Linked DNA regions of Homo sapiens: region 2 is linked to region 1. A link is a contact called in ENCODE Hi-C data. All regions are on one chromosome and are shown on one strand. Each heading gives the region's core, a stretch centred on a gene start or an enhancer-like site at or near the end of the contact. The rest is flanking DNA. Distances are from core to core; before and after follow the strand shown. Region 1 has its middle 300 kb from the start of LINC01648. Region 2 has its middle 340 kb from the start of MATN1-AS1.

Region 1 (3,899 bases), core at 663-3,162:
ATAGGCATTTCAAGAAGGCTGAATGGCTAATGATCATTTGAAAATATGTGCAACCTCATTAGTAATCAGAGAAACACAAATTACAGAACACTCAGAATTCCCATTTTACACCTGCTAGTTGGACAAAAATGAATTTCAAGTCTAGGTGGAGAAACAATAGAAACTCTCCCACACCACTGCTTGGAGTGGAAATGATACAGGCTCTTTGAAAACCAATTTGGCACTGTCTTGTAACATCGAACATGCACATACCTTATACTTCAGTGGTTGTACTTCTAGAGTTTACCCCAGAGAATCTCCTGTACATGGGCGTCAGGAGACTTGTATAAGAATGTTCACAGCAGCTTCATTTGTAATAACAAAAACCAAGAAACAACCCAATCAATATCTTTGAGTAAGTGAATGAATCTCTCGAGTCCTTTCCAACTTCCAGATGGAAGTGTCTGAGGCCTCAAACTGGGCTTCACAGCCAGTGACAGGCACTGAGTCAGCTACCCCCATCCCCTGGGCAATCAGTGGGGCTCCCTGCAGATTTGACTACTTCAAACAGACCCCAGGTGGCCCCTCACTGACAAGTTCAAGGCCATCTAAGAATTGGAGCCTCTGGGCTCCTGAGTCAATAGGACCCACGTGACTGGGGTCAGGCATCGGAGGCAACAAAGACACCAGGAGTGGGTAGGGTTATTCCAGGGCTTCTCCACCTGACAGGCCCATCCACCAGGGTCAGAGAGCCCCAGCCCAGAGACTCAGGACTCAGAGGGTCTCCTTTCCAGGCCCCCAATGTGCAGATGGGCACACTGAGGCAAGGAGGCAGCTGGAAGGGAGGGCATAGCTTCCTAAGTTTAGTTCAAAGATCTTCCCAGTACCCCATGCCACCCCTCCATGACCCCCAACCCCTCAGCAGGCCAGATGCCCAGCAGACCAGATGCCCACAGGCAAGATCCATGCATGCACGTACACACACACACACACACACACACACACACACACAAACACAGAACACAACACACACACAGACACACAACACACACACACACGCACTCATGCATCCTTCCAGGCTGAGTTACAGTGACTGATGGGCCTTTCTCATCCCTCTACCTCCCCTTCTCCTCCTCTCTCTTTGGTGGCTGGGATTACTCACTCCTCCCTCTCCCCCATCCAGCTCATATCAGGAAGCCCCATGGAAACAGTAGATGGAGTTCCTTCTCTTTGTGGGACCATGATGACTCCTGCACCCATCCCTCCAAAGAGTTTTGTCTGGCAGCCAGGCCAATAGACCTTCTGCTATGCTTACATGCCCAGCAAAAGAGGCGGAACTCCCTCTGAGCTGGGAGCAGGAAAGAGACTTCTAAGCGGCTCCTGAGCTCTTAGGCCACAGCCAGGATGGGGCCAGGGAGCAGGTCACCATCCCAGGCCAGGTCCTGGAGCAGACTGCAGCTCAGTCTACCCATGGCAAGCTACCCTGGCTCCAGACATCAGATCTCAAGTCCCAACCCCAAACCCTCAAGGCCTCCCCAGCCAAAGTCCCCTAAATTCCTCCTCCTACCCCAAGCTCTGCTGGGCCTAATCCGGGAGACAGCCTTGCCTGAACTCCACAACCCAGACCCCACTCAGGCCAAGAGTACTGAGGACTGGTGGGGTGGGGCACCAGCTCTGATGCCACTGGGGGAAGATCACCCCATAAGCCTGAGGCCTGGTCCCAGGTAGGACAGAGAAGAACCCCACTCCTTCCACCCAGTGGAGTCCCCAGGCCTTCCCAGATGCACTTTCTCAGGCAGTATGCTTCATTTTGAGACATGAGAGGGCCACTGAGCTGCCTCTCACCCCACTGAGGCCCTGGATCATGTTCAACTCTTTCTGGGGCATCATGAGAGGCTCAGGCTTTGGTGTCAGGCAGATGGACCCCAGCAGCTGTGAGACCTGGGTGAGTTGGCTGCCCTCTCCAGGCCTCACTTTCTCCTCTGTAAAATGATTAAGTGTCTTACGCAGTGCCAGGCATGCTGAAAGGGCTCAGCTTACAAACACAGGGCACAGACAGTGACAGAGGAGATACAGCCCTGCTGGGGATGACCATCCTGCTTTCCATCCCAGCCCATTCCCAGGCCCTGCCTCCTCATGGGGTGGAGAGGGAAAAGGAACAAACTGGCTAGTAGGGACCCGAGTCACTCCTGGCTCTGTCAGACTTGCTGCCTGACCTTGGACAAGACAATTCTTGTTTCTGAGCCTCAATTTCTTGATATGAAGTCTGGCTCTATGATGTACTCATTCTATTTGCATGCTGGCTAACGCTCTGTGCCTCAGTTTCTCCACTGGCCAGAGGATACAACCCGTTCTAAACTATCTCATGAGCCCACATCACTTAACCTGAAGTAAGGGTCTATTCAACACTCTGAGCCCACTGGCGAGGCCACATTTGACCGCTTCCCTCATCTGGCTGGTTTCTTATCCTCCCCTGAAAGCTTGAGAATGTTTGGCACAGAAACAGGCCCGGCAGCAGCAGTGGGGAGGGTGTGGTGCGAATATGCCCACGTGGGAGACCACTGAGTCCCAAAGACTCTGGGATGAGTCCTGGGCCTCGTCCTGGATGGAGTGGGACTACAGTCCTTCCCACGGGCAGCCGGATGGAAGCCACGGCCTCTACCAAGACTGTCTGTGGCTTGCGAAAACTGAACAGAGGCAGGAACAAGGTGAGGGTGAGCTGGCGCCACTGGGCCTGGCTGGCACAGCCCCTGTTCCACCGAGTCAACGAGCTCAGATGTACTTTCTGGTCTGGAAAGCATCACTATCCACCACTGCAGAGTTTAATGTCTGGAAATAGACCCAGGGCATGCCTGTCTGCTAGTCAGCAAAAACAGGAGCCCAGAGCTGCCACTCATTAGTCAGGGAGAAGGGCACCGCTCCCCTGTTGACCTTCCAGCTCCTTCCTTTGATGCCATCACTTCCTACCAGCCATGGGAACATTTCCAGGGCAATTATTTTGGGAGAGGTCCACTTAGGCTCTGGGAGAGTGGCTAATGAAGGGTCAGTTACAATCCCTGCTGCCCAGGAAATGTCAGTCCCCCTGGAGGAAAGACACCCACGGTGTTGCTAGCAGTAAGTCAACTGGGGAGTAAGGGTAGCTTTCAGATTTCAGATGACAGGTTCTTGGAGGAGGAGCGAGCATTTTGGATGCCAGACCTGGGTTGGGAAGAAAATCCCCACAGGCTGGAGCCCAAGCTAGACTCACAGGATGGTATTTCAGTGTAAATGTGAATTTAGCATGCAATGCAAGGCTCTGAGCTGAGAAAAACAAATCAAGGCGCAAGTAGGGGAGGGAGCCAGGCCTTGAGAGGGAAGCTCTTAAAGAGCTCATTGTGGACCCAGGCAGGTGTATCCCTCATAGCATCTGTCCGTTTGTTATTCTCCCCACCCCCAGGCCAGCCCTTCCCAGCCAAGGCTTTTCCCATGAGATGGAGAGTCTTCAAATCTAGCTAGCTTAATAACAACAGCAACAACAATAATAATTATGGTAAAAATAGTGATCTGATAAAAAAATTACCCTCACATCTGAAAGTTTACTGAATGCTTACTCTGAACTATGTACTCACATAACCTCTATTTTCATGACTTTCCAGGCTGGTATTATTAAGACCATTTTACACAAGAGGAAACTGAGGCTCAGGAAAATGATATTACACAGAGCTAGTGGGTGGCAGAGATGCGATTTGAGCTTTAGTTTATCTGACTCCAAAGCCAACACTCCTCTGTGCACATCTTTTTCTTCTTTTTAGACCATGTTAATAGAGGTATGGAGTCTAGAAAAAGGGAGATGAGAGTCCTCTTCAACTGGAGGGCTCAGAACCTATGTGCTGTTCTGAGAAATAAATCTAGAGGGTCATCGATAGCCTGAACCTTGTCTA
Region 2 (3,757 bases), core at 804-3,303, 44 kb after region 1:
GTTGCTCAGAGGATTGAAGGACAAAGAAAAGCAACACAATGGACAGCAGGGATTTGCAAACAGCCGGGTGCTGTACCCAAGACAGGGTATTGCTGGTGATGTCTGATGGATGGGGAGTTGAAAGACTCAGCTGTCACTGGGCAGCTGGGTCTGGTTCCCCTGAGTCATTCGTAATTCACCAACCCAGTCTATAGAAGCTTATTAAGCACTTATTGTGTGCCATGCTCCATGCAAGGGCCAAAGACACCATGAGCAGCGCCAGACCCCACTCTCAGGTTCCCCCATGGGATGGGGTTAGCCAGATGACCTGAAGGCCTCTCCAGCCAGCTCAACCCCCTTAATCCAGAATTACTCCCTGTGCCAGGCTGACGGTGTGGCCAGAGAGGCCAGGGCCTGGGAGGGGGCCTGGCAGTGGGTGGTGGGAAGAGATGGAGTGGCTGTGTCGGGGGAAGGAGAGAGCAGGTTGTTCCTGTACAGGTTTCGCTCCTCGGATAGGGGGCTGCAATGACAGCTTCCAGGAAAGACCAGGCATGTGCCTCACCCCATCCATTCTTGCTCACCCCTGCGGCCTCTTGACCAATGGCTGCTGTGACCCTGTCCTCCTCTGGGAATCTGGTCTCGGGGAGGAGCCCTGGACCCTGACATTGACTAGAAACCTGACCCCATGTCTGAGCAGAGAGCTCCCATCTCTCTGTCAGCAGATGGGGAAACTGAGGACAGGGCGGAGAGCGGCTTGCCTGTGGCCACACAGTGACTGATGATGATTGGTTCCTGCTCATCTCGTGCTTCTGATGAAGAAACTTGAAATCATAATCCTAATAATAATCAGCACATGGGCATGTGCTGTGTGCCAGGCACGCACTGAGCACTTTACAGGTGAGATTTCATATCACCCTCACAACCCCCCTATGGGGTGGATGCCACGCTTGGCCCCATTTTACAGATGAGGAAACTGAGGTGCAGAGGGAGAAGGGGCTCATTCAAGGTTCCCCCCAAGGACAGTTCCTCTAACTCCCCTTAGAGCACTTTCCCCAGTGGGTATTTGTATGTTTTGGAATTTTTTAAATTAATATTTGTCCTTCCTGCTGGACACTGGGCTCCAGGTGGTCAGTGGAGGTGTCTGTTTCCCTCCCGATGCCCCGACGTAAACCCAGCCCCAGCACAGTGCTCACTGTGTAATAGGCACTCGATAAGGATTTATGAGAAAGGGTCAAATGAGGTTCAGAGAACTCTAAGGGAAACCAAGTCTCCCGCGGGAATTATGCCCACAACCACATCCTGACTCCCAGCCCCGGCAGCAAGGCAGCTCTGACTCTCGGCCCCTGCAGGCACTGCCTCCCCATCCTCATGTGTGCACATCTGCTAAGTGACTCACGGGCTGGCTCAGAAGGAGTTAACAGCCCAAGTCGCTGGGTTCTGCAAGGCCTGCCAGGCTGGCTGAGCCCCATAATCAAGTCCTGCACAGGGGATAAACAGGCTGCTGGAGGATGGGCAGGCAGGGGTGGGGACCATCTCAAGAACCCTCTCAGGAGGCCTGTGCACTCCGAGGAGAGTCAAATGGACTCCCTCCCCTCCCATGCGCTGGTTCAAAGCGCCGCCGCATTCTTCACCCGCCTTCATCTTTGAAGCAGCCCGGGGGCAGGCTGCTGTCTCCCACATGAGGAAGAGGCCCAGGGAGGGGAGGCGACAGGCTCAAGGCCACGCAGCTGTTTGGTGGTGGAGCTGGACCAAGCTCTGCCGGGGTGGTTGTCAGGACACCGGCCCCGATGTCTCAGCAAGGGTTCCAGCAGGACACAGAAGCCATACAGGGAAAGTTTAATACAAAGAATTATTAACTGCTACAGTGGGTTGGAGTAACAAGGGGTTCGTTAGTGAGGGTGGCGGGGGCACTATGGAATACAGAAACAGCCAATCTGAAGAGCAGCCACTGCTCAGGGGCTAGAGAGGGCCACCAAGGGGGAGGCCCCACGGCTGAAACCCAGGCCCTGTTGGAGAGGGCAGAGTTGTGGCTACTGAATGGACAGGAAGTTGCCATACTGCCACGTGAGTGGAACTTGCTGGAATCTGCCCTCCAGAACTTGTCAGGAATCTACTCTCTAGGATGCCAGAGAAACACCATTTACGGGGAGGTGAATCACGGAAGGCACGTGGCTACAGAACCACCTGAGGGGGTTGCTGGGAGTTGCTGCTGGCCACTGGGAGTTGCTGACCACTGTGCACAGCAGGAGCTGGGCACTGGAGGGGCTGCCTACACTGCAGGAGCTAGGCATGAGAAAGGCCGTGCACTGCAGGAGTTGGACACTAGAGGAGCCACCCGGGCTGCAGGAGCTGGGCACAGGGAAAGACCCTGCACTGCAGGAGCTGTGCACTGGAGGAGCCGCCCACACTGCAGGAGCTGTGCACTGAAGGAGCCACCCGCACTGCGGGAGCTGGGCACTGGAGGAGCCACCCGCACTGCAGGAGCTGGGCACTGGAGGAGCCATCTGAACTGCAGGAGCTGGGCACTGAGGAAGGACTGGCATTGCAGGAGCTGGGAGCTGGTGGGGCTGCCTGTACTACAGGAGCTGGGCCTGGGAATGCTGTCTGCACAGGACCAAGGGAATGCTAGAGAGGCCACATGTGCCAGAAGGCTGGGTGCTGGGGAAGCCACCTGTGCTACAGGACCTGGGACCTAAGGAAGCCAGTCCTGCGGCCATAGCCTGCCTAACCCAGGAAGAAACCAGAACTAGGAAGGAAAGCTCCCTCCTCTTGCAATGTCTCTCTGCTGCCCTCTACTGACCACATTTAATGTCATGCCAACCGGGAAATGAAAAATATTCAGAGTGGTACCCATTTCCACTTTCACAGATCAGGCAACGAGGCGTGAATTGGAGCTGAGAGGCAATAAATTTGTAACTGGCACGGTCCACACCTGCTCACCTTTCATAGACACACTCTACACACATTTGGATTCCCATATAACAGCAACAGAACTCTATCATTTCCATCTCATAAGAGACAGCTATCTGTCTTACAAGGGAACAAGATCCTTCTCCAAAATGAGGAGGCACATGATCCCAAGACTCATTGCATCCACTGCTGGCTATAAATTACTCCTCAAATTCAGTCACAGTTCACTGACTATTCTGTTACTGAAGACTAAATTGTTAAGTTAACTTCCAACCACTTGTATATAGAATAAAAATGGGAAAAAGGAAAAAGAAGAAGAAAGTAGCTAGCATATGTAAGTGAACACAGACATAGAGTAAGCAAATTGAAAACATGCAAATTTTCCTACTTGGTCATGAGGTCATCATTGATATGTATGGCTACCTTTCTCCACCCTTCCTTCCATATTCCCCCCGCCAGCTTCCCCGCCCCCAGTCTCAACCCAAAGCTCAGATGGAGATGTCAGTATTCTCCGCTTGGTGGAGTCACCCAAACTTCCATTACTGAAGGCTCTGCTATCCAGCCTTCATTTGGGCAGGGAGTAGGTTTCTGTGGTTTTCCATTAATCTTTACTATGGGACGTGGGAGCACTAAGAGGCACCTCAGAGAATCCCCTGATTTCAAGACGGGGTCTTCTTCCCGACACTGCAGCAGCATCCCAGTCTCCCACTGGTAATTGGGAGCAATCATTCCAGACAGCAGATTAACCTCTTTCTTCCCTGTTGGTTCAGTGGCACAGGCCCAAAATGGCCAGGTGGCAGTCTCGTTTTCTGATTCAGTGGAACCATTGCTGTGTCCCTGGGAGCTAAGCCCTCTAAGCCAGCAGAGA

The links. Hi-C counts contacts between places; a loop is a spot of excess contacts on that map.
Region 2: a map with no recorded cell type shows a loop between it and region 1 (10-fold over the local background). The contact joins two enhancer-like sites. A Hi-C loop is called at or near these places in 1 of 168 maps with a recorded cell type or tissue (posterior vena cava) and 1 of 37 single-sample maps with no recorded cell type.

Annotation. Positions count from the first base shown.
Region 1 is chr1:30,334,224-30,338,122 of GRCh38, forward strand. No RefSeq gene overlaps it. Among named protein-coding and RNA genes, the nearest start is that of LINC01648, 300 kb to the left of the region's middle. Within about 2 kb of position 1,913, at least 2 of the 41 ENCODE cell types and tissues checked have a DNase peak (open chromatin) inside an H3K27ac peak, as active enhancers do.
Region 2 is chr1:30,377,799-30,381,555 of GRCh38, forward strand. No RefSeq gene overlaps it. Among named protein-coding and RNA genes, the nearest start is that of MATN1-AS1, 340 kb to the right of the region's middle. Within about 2 kb of position 2,054, at least 4 of the 41 ENCODE cell types and tissues checked have a DNase peak (open chromatin) inside an H3K27ac peak, as active enhancers do.